2 separate regions of the Homo sapiens genome follow, and region 1 is linked to region 2. Evidence: chromatin loops called from intact Hi-C (ENCODE). Cell type or tissue: OCI-LY7. All regions are shown on one strand. Each heading gives the region's core, and the rest is flanking DNA. Links, peaks and the distances in the headings are about the cores only.

Region 1 (4,403 bases), core at 82-4,081, 780 kb after region 2:
TAAGTTGCCTACATCGTGGCACTTTACCCCTAAATAGTTTCATGGATGTCGGCTGGGCACGGTGGCTCACACCTGTAATCCCAGCACTTTGGGAGGCCAAGGTGGGCAGATAACCTGAGGTCAGGAGTTCGAGACCAGCCTGGCCAAAATGGTGAAACTCTGTCTCTACTAAAAATACAAAAAAATTAGCCAGGTTTGGTGGTATGCGCCTGTAAACCCCAACTACTCGGGAGCTGAGGCAGGAGAGTCGCTTGAACCCAGGAGGTGGGGGTTGCAGTGAGCCGAGATTGCGCCACTGCACTTCCAGCCCAGGTGACAGAGCAAGACTCTGTCTCAAAGAAAAAAATATACATCTTTTCATAGATGTTTTCATCTTTTATGACGTAGACATTTTTGAAGAATACAGTTTTGACTTTTTTTAATAGAGTGACCCCATTTTAGGTTTGTCTGATGTTTTCTCATATTGAAGTTTTGCATTTCCAGCTGAAATGTCACATAAGGGATATCGTGTCCCCATGACATCACATCTGGAGGCACACAGATGCATCTGCACCTCACTGGTAATGGTAATTTTCACCATCTGGTGAAAGTATGGTCCAGTTTCTCCACAGTATAGTTACTATATTTCCCTTACAACAAATAAGCAATCTGTGGGGAATCTACATCCTTCTTGTTACTTTCTTATCTTCTGCCACTTCCAGTATGTGTGAGGCAGGTTGTTCAGGGGTCATGGAATCTCTATCAAGAATTTTTTTCCAGATTCTGACTTGCTCAGTTTTCAACTTTGTAAAGACTTCAGTTGAATCTTTATGGAGATAGGCATTTTTAAGTCACTTCTGCCTGTTTTTTATGTTACCATAGTATTACATAATCATTGTGGAAGACTTTCCAAAAGCGGGGTAGACATCCTAGTAGAATTATAAAGAAGGGAGAAGAGTTATAGATGGAGTTAGAGGCAGGGAACAGTACATATAGATGTTACTAGAAAGTTCTATTAGATGCTTATTCTAGGTGGATTAGGAAATTCAGGGGAGAAAGTGGTCAGGTGTTGAACTGGAGGAATTAGCTAGAGCTAGGTCATGAGGACCTGTTTCCCAAGGCAAGTTTGAATTTCACCAGGGAGGCAAATAAAGACCCAAAGATGAAGTGTGAGAGTTGACTTGGTCAAACTCTTAGAAAGACCAGTGGAGAGTAATGTAATACTAGAGGTTAGAAGGCCACTTGCTGCACGAACTGTGGCCGTGGGATGGAGAGTATTGAGTAATTTCTAGTCATAAAACCAATGAGAAATCTGTGCCTGATTTGGAAATGGGGAAATAAGAAGCAAAAGGGAGCTGGAAACATTGAGGCTTCTGACTTGGGTGACTGGATAGATGACAGTGAAACTTGCTGACGTAGGTCAGGAGGAGGAACAGATTTGGAGAGTCATGGAGCAGGGGTGTCGATGTTATGTGAGAGATGTCTGTGGAACATATAGTAAGGTCTTTATATACATGTCTAGAGTTCAGAATTCTGAGCTAGAAGTTAAGATTTAGAATAATCACCAGCATCCAAATGGTAGTTGAAGCCATGATACTGGATGAAATTGCAAGGGTGCGTATATACAAGGGCTAAGGACTAAGCAGTGGGACAGATTTAGTTTGTGTTATTGATTATATAAGCACTTTTAGACAGATTTAAATTAGTTCATTGCTGCTGCTGTAGGGCATTTTAGAAAAAAACAGACACATTTGTATCTGTATTTTACTGCTCTCGGGGCTGTTTTGGAGGCATAGAAATCATCAGCATAAAGATTACAACAAAAAATAACAGTTTGGGAGAGCCTTTTAAAATTTAATTTTGGGGAAATGATTCAATTAGATTGCGGCTTTTCTAAGCGTAGAAAGAGACTCTAATTTTATTCCCTTCCCGCTTACATTGTCACACATCACACTGGGCATGTAGGCTCTTAATATGTACAGCATAAACGACCTAAGCCTAAACGGATGCTAGGGGTACAAATAAGGACATGAGAGGACAGAATCAGAATGAAACTTCATGTCTGGGCCACCTGTTATTGTGCTACTCAGTCACTTGACTTTACATCCTGTTGATTTTATAAGGAAAGTAGTAAATTGGCAAATGTTTCACACTGAAGAGAAATAACAGAACTGGACTATTTTATCTGTAAAGGTCTTCCTTTTTGTATTCTAGAAATTGATTACTGAGCTTTAAGCAAGAGGATAGGTAGAGAGTAATAACCTTGTATCATTTATTTCTTGTGAAATATAATAGATATTAAATTGCTCTTTTCCTTGCCAGATACTATCTGTCCTTAAACTATTACCACAAGTATTTCAGATACAAAAGTAAAATGTGTTCATTTTAATTTTTTCTTTTCTTTTTTTGAGACAGAGTCTTGCTCTGTCACCCAGGCTGGAGTGCAGTGGCACGATCTTGGCTCACTACAACCTCCACCTCCCAGGCTCAAGCAAGTCTCCTTCCTCAGCCTCCCAAGTAGTTGGGATTACAGCCATGTGCCACCACACCCGGCTAATTTTTTTATTTTTAGTAGAGACAGGGTTTCCCTATGTTGGTCAGGCTGATCTCGAACTCCTGACCTCAAGTGATCCACCTGCCTCAGCATCCCAAAGTGCTGGGATTACAGGTTTAATTTTTTCTTTGCTTTTATGAAATGTTATCTTTGTTTCTTTATGAAATCTATTCCAAATGGTAATAGTTTGTGGACCTTAAATAACTGGTATAATTCATTGGCTCATTTATTTATTAAATAAGTATTTATTGGATACTTACATGCTTTAGGCGTGATTGTAGACCTGGGATAAAGCAAAGCAAAAAAATCTCACTCCTACCTTCAAGGATCTTATATTCTGGTGAGAAGAAACTGTCAAGTGGTCTATAAGGAAGTCACAAGTGCTAGGGAAAAATAAAACAGAGTTGGGGAACACAGTGTTCTGGGGTTCAGCAAGATTTTACAGTGAACATTTTCAAACATTCAGTAAAAGTTTTAACAATTTACAATGAGAATTTACCCATAATATACCACTAGCTAGATTCTTCCATGTTATTATTTATTTTATCACCCATGTATTCATCTCTCCATTCATCTTATTTTTTAAAGGCATTTAAAGTAAATTACACATGAGTGCATGTTTTCCTAAATACTTCAGTATGCATATCATTCATTAGAGTTCACTATTTGTTTACTGTTGCTTTCATTTGAGTCAAAATTGACATGCAGTGAGATTCACAAATAGTGGATATTGGCTAAATTTTGTCATATTCATATATTTACATAACTCAGCCCCCCATCAAGATAGAGAACATTACCATCATTCCAGAAAACTCTTTCATTCCCCTTCTCGGTCCCTGCCTCCACTTCCCAGAGGGAACTACTGTTATGATATTTTTTTCTGTCATAGATTATTTTTGCCAGTTGAGAACTTCATTGATGTACTTTGTGCGAAGCTATTTTTACTCCCTATGGTGTTTTTGAGATTTACCCATGTTGTTGCATGTATAAATAGTTTATTCCTTTTTATTGCTGAGTAGTAGTCTGCTGTATGGCTTTACCACAGTTTGTTCATCTGTCCTATTTTGGTGGACATTTGAGTGGCTTCCAGTTTGGGCCCATTATGAATAAAGCTCTTTGAACATTCTTACTCACGTCTTTCTGTGGACTTGTGTTTTCCTTTCTCTTGAGTAAATTCTTAGGAGCAGACTTGCCGGGCTATGGATTGTGTGTGTTTGGTCTTACAGTATCTATCGGCCTTTCCTCACTAACCATGTATGAGAGTTCTAGTTATTCCATATCCTCCCCATCATGTGATGTTGTTAGCCTTTTCTATTTTAGCCATTCTGCTGGGCATATAGTGGGATAACTGGTAAGGAATGATCTGATCAGTCTGGGAAGATGACATTGAAACAAAAACTTGAGGTGAGGGAGCAGGCTGATTCTTACAAGATTGACAAACAGTAAGGAATCCAGTATGACTATAGCAGAGTGAGTGAAAAGGGGAATAGTTAACAGTACCAGAGAGGTAACAAGGAAAGGGGAGTGCAAATCATGTTGGACCTTGGAAGCAATTTTAAGGACTTTGGGATTTATTTTGAGTGAGATGGGAAATAAGTGTAAGATTTTGAATGGAAGAATGACATGACCTGACTTGTATATTAACAGGATTGCTTTCACTGTTCCATGAAGAACAGATGAAGGTGCAGGCAGGGAACCAGTTAGAGGCGATTATAACGAGTCAGGGAAGAGTTGGGCGTTTGGATGTAGAAAAACTAGGTGGTATTTGCTGGAGCAGTGTTCCTCCATAGAGTTACTTGTTTGGGTTCTTAGAAATGTCATTTGAAAGTAGTAGAGAAAATAATTCAGCTCAGGCCTTTTGTTCAACTAG
Region 2 (4,403 bases), core at 266-4,265:
AGAGGTGAGGGGAAAGAGAGAGAACACAGGGGCATCAGGAAACTTGGGGAAGATGAAAATGTTCTTTATCTTGGTTGCGCTGATGCCTTCATGAGTGTATATATATATAAGGACAAAATTTATCAAATTTTATACTTTATACATGGGCAGCTTTTTGTACTTCAATTGTACACAATGTAATATTTTTTTTAAAGAAATGGAACATGTCTTCAGACTCTCCATTATTAAACCACAAAATCTAAAGTTGTTTTAATTCAAAAGTTCCAGTGTAAACTCACATGAAATATGAAATCATTATTGAGATCTGAAAAAATAGTTAAATTAATCTACTATGCCACAGAATATAGGAGCTATCTGAGTCCATTTATATTTACATGATGAATTAGATGAAAGGAGTGTTTGGATGGAGCGAGAGACAACAAATTAAAACTTGGTTCACAACAGTGAACCAGGCAAATGACCTAACCTGTAAAGACCTGGGTTAAGACTCCAGCACCACTGATTGATTGCAAGCTAAGGGAGCTTTACCAATTATCTCAACATCTATGGAGTCAAAGAGTTTTAATATAATTATAATATAATCTAAAAATGTCTACAACATAGGTGGTACTGAGGCTCAAATGAGAAAATAAATGTGAAAGTTTTTATAAAACTTTAAAGCAGCTGGGTGGCTCATGCCTATAATCCCAGCACTTTGGGAGGCTGAGGTGGTTGGATTACTTGAGTTCAGGAGTTCAAGACCAGCCTGGGCTGCATGGGCAGAGAGACCTCATTTCTACCAAAAATACTAAAAATTAGCCAGATATGGTGGTGCACACCTGTAGTCCCAGCTACTTGGGAGGCTAAGGCCAGGGGATTGCTTTAGCCAGGGAGGCAGAGGTTGCAGTGAGCCAAGATCGTGCCACTACATGCCAGCCTGGGCAACAGAGTGAGACCCCATCTCAAAATAGAAGAAGGAGAAGAAGGAGAAGGAGAAGGAGAAGAAGACAAAAACCTTTAAAACATATAAGAATGCAAACCAAAAAAATTCTAAGCCCCCCAACCAACCAAATGGATCTCCCTTTTGGCAAAAATGATTCCAAAGAAACCTGAAAAACTAATTTAGACCATGATCGGAAGTGGGGGGCCGTTGGACATGGCTCATTATATTCTCCCCCTTTTAAAGATCTGAATAGCAAGCATTTGCCATCTATTGTATCTAAGGGCTGCAACCTACGAGACTTCATCTACATAATAAAAACCTTGGTTTCTACAGCCCGTTATCTTAACCCAGACACTCTTTTCTATTGATTCCCAGTCTTTAGATAATAACTTAACTCTTTAAACCAATTGCTAATCAGAAAATCTTTAAATCTACCTATGACCTGGAAGCCCTTTTCCTCACCACCTCCCCCACAGCTCCACATTGTCTTGCCTTTCCAGACCAAACCAATATGTACCTCACATGTACTGATTGATATCTTATGTCTCCCTAAAACATATAAAACCAGGCTGTAACCCAACCACCTTGGGCACATGTTCTCAGGACCTCTTGAGGTTGTGTCACAGATCATGGTCCTTACATTTAGCTCAGAATAAATCTCTTTAAATATTTTACAAAGTTTGGCTATTTTCATCAACAAGAATTAACAACCATATTCTGATTATAATAATTACTGTATGCCTGACAGCATCCTGAGAACTTTTCCTCATGCAATCTTTCCAACATCCTTCTTGAAAAAATTCCATGACTTCTCCTCCACTGTGGACCAGCACAAAAGGGCTTCTGAGAGTTTTGGTAATTTGCTATGGGCATAAATCTAATGCCTTGTGGAGCTGTGGCTTTCTGAGACCCAGGTCTTGCATACTTCACAGGCCATAATTGTGAGCATTACATGACTGTCTTCTCCTCTGATTTATGTATGAAGGGACTCCAAATATATAAGAAGATGCTACCACACCCTGGGAGATTGGATTCCCCACTGCGCTGGCTTTCTCAAGCTCTGTGAAATGTGATGTTGGCTGGAACTTATCATGAAGAGCTTTGCTGTAAAACAGATCTGGGGTAAAGTGGGTCTTAAAAATCCTTTCTCTATACATCCATGTAGATAGAGACCATCTCCATTAACAGAAGAGGGAATGATGCCATTCTTATAAAGAAGCTGTACTGTGGGCACATTTATTCCTAAGTTGATAGTAGCTATTTTAACTATGAAAAGGATCTGCCCAGATGAAAGAGGGGCTGCCTGTGGAGCACAGCTGGATGGGGGAAGCAAGGTTTTCTGCTGGGACACCTGGCTTTGTTTATCAGGGGCTTTATTGAGACTTCTCTGTTTCATCACCCCATTCATTTCCTACCCATTCTTCTATATCTCTGCTTTTCTTTTGCAAACGTTTTTCACCTCTCCTCTTCTGCGTCTTACTGTCACAATGATCACTCACTGATAATTTAATCAAATGTGTCTAACGTCTTGAACTGACAAGTGAAATAGTCTCACAAAAATAAAATGGGGAAATGAAAATGAATAGTAGCTTAAAATGATATCTAGCCAACTTTCAATTTCCCCGTTACACTGACAGAAACAGAGAACACAGTAGCAAGAAGATACTCCAAAGAAATTACTTAAAATATCACTTTACCTCTCTCCCTAATCACCTGTTTAGCAAATGATAATACCTAATTTATTAAACTGTTACTTCATGAGTTTCAAAATGGGCAAATAATTAATATGAGATAAAGGGAGAAAATAAGCAAAAAGAGATATAAGACAATTTATATGCTACACTATGCTATAAACATACTATGTTATGTATAATTATACATATTTAATATATAATTTTCATTATATATCACAGATAATTACATTTCATATATTATATGCTAATATGTGACATATTATGGTATAGAATAATTATATTATGTATCAAATGTGTGTGTGATATGTATTTATGTACTTTTAGTCTGAAGAGTAAAATTGCATCATAAAGATTCTTACTGAATTTCCTTGATTTGGTAAAATCACGTATTCAAGTGCATATGTTCCAAAGTGCTGTTCTGTTGATATAATAGGAAAAAAAACCCTATTATCACAAAGGAATTGGGCTGTGTGTACAGTTAACTCCAAATCATTATTTTACCCTATATAGCATTATTTTTGAGATTTGACACAATTTTCCAGAGGAAAAATTTTAAATGCAAGAATTAGATCTTACCCTTTAGGACAACCTGCTTGCTGTCTCCCAGACAGTGTATCTTATTTCACATGTGCCCTGTATATTATGGAATTGCCTCCCTTGGAAAAACAACCAGAAAGCCCCAGAAGCACGTGGTAGAGGTAGTCAGGTTCATCTCCAAGTAACAAAGGAAGCTGAGACCTGGGTTAATAAAACAAGCCCAATTTAGTCTGCTCTTGTTTGGAAATTTCACCTTCAAAGGTGTTTTCTGGCTTGAGTTAGATTTAAGTTTCTGGGTATAAGTAGTGGAAGTTGTTTAGATATCCAGCATTTAGTAGACTCCTTTGTGTATTTGAGGAATTCCCTAATTAGGTCTTTGTATTAGTCTATTTTCATGAAGCTGATAAAGACAATTTACAAAAGAAAGAGAGGTTTAATCAACTTACAGTTCCACGTGGCTGAGGTAGCCTCACAATCTTGGCAGAAGGCAAGGAGGAGCAAGTCACATCTTACATGGATGGCAGCAGGCAAAGAGAGAGAGCTTGTGCAGGGGAACTTCTCTTTTTAAAAAACCATCAGATCTCATGAGACTTATTCACTATCACATGAACAGTACAGGAAAGACCCACTCCCATAATTCAGTCACCTCCCACCAGGTTCCTCCCATGACTCACGGGAATTGTGGGAGTTACAATTCAAGATGCGATTTGGGTGGGGACACAGCCAAACCATAGCAGTCTTTGTGGGAGATGAGACCTGCTCCCACTAGTGAAGCTAGAAGAAGTAGATTACCCCCTTTTTCCACCTCCCAGTCATAAAGTAGGCATTGTGGCCTGGGCTCAGCCAGTTTGGTTTTAAAACTGAAGCTGGTGATCAGAGTGGAGCAGGAGACATCAACTCTGGCAGCTGCAAAGCCCACACTGCCTGGCCTCAGGGGAAGCAGTGCTGAGGTCAGCAGCAGCCAGCTGCGGCCTGCTTAGCATGTGCTGGGCCTGGCCTTGACTGTGATTTCAGCTATCCAGCTTCTGTTGTTTTCTGCTTGTTCAGTTCCTGCATCTTTGCTCATCAGTATCATCCATTCAATTTCACTCTGGTTTAAGTCAAAGGGAGTTGGTTTCTCTTACTTAAAACCAAAAGCTCTGAAAGAATACTACAGATATATCTTTTTCACAAACCTGTGTTTTGTCCCAATGCAACATTTGTTTCCATAGTCTTATTTATTCTATGTAGAGCTAATCATAACTCAAACA

What was found. Peaks named below come from ENCODE experiments on the same cell type or tissue, not always from the same donor. Only the 100,000 strongest peaks of a DNase experiment are listed, where the experiment ranks them.
Region 1: it touches region 2 in a loop (7-fold over the local background); 1 of 110 quality-filtered maps calls a loop at or near these places.

What each region holds. Positions count from the first base shown.
Region 1 is chr10:32,315,626-32,320,028 of GRCh38, reverse strand. The region is part of intron 1 of EPC1 (enhancer of polycomb 1); the gene reads left to right. Among named protein-coding and RNA genes, the nearest start is that of EPC1, 29 kb to the left of the region's middle. RefSeq lists an enhancer at 2,151-2,210. In OCI-LY7, for the core only: no CTCF peak of the experiment used is centred there; DNase peaks (open chromatin) are centred at 1,388 and 2,008; H3K4me3 peaks cover 1,874 bases; H3K27ac peaks cover 2,715 bases.
Region 2 is chr10:33,094,111-33,098,513 of GRCh38, reverse strand. The region is part of intron 1 of IATPR (ITGB1 adjacent tumor promoting lncRNA); the gene reads left to right. Among named protein-coding and RNA genes, the nearest start is that of IATPR, 20 kb to the left of the region's middle. RefSeq lists an enhancer at 1,882-2,547. In OCI-LY7, for the core only: no CTCF peak of the experiment used is centred there; DNase peaks (open chromatin) are centred at 1,923 and 2,393; H3K4me3 peaks cover 2,840 bases; H3K27ac peaks cover 3,706 bases.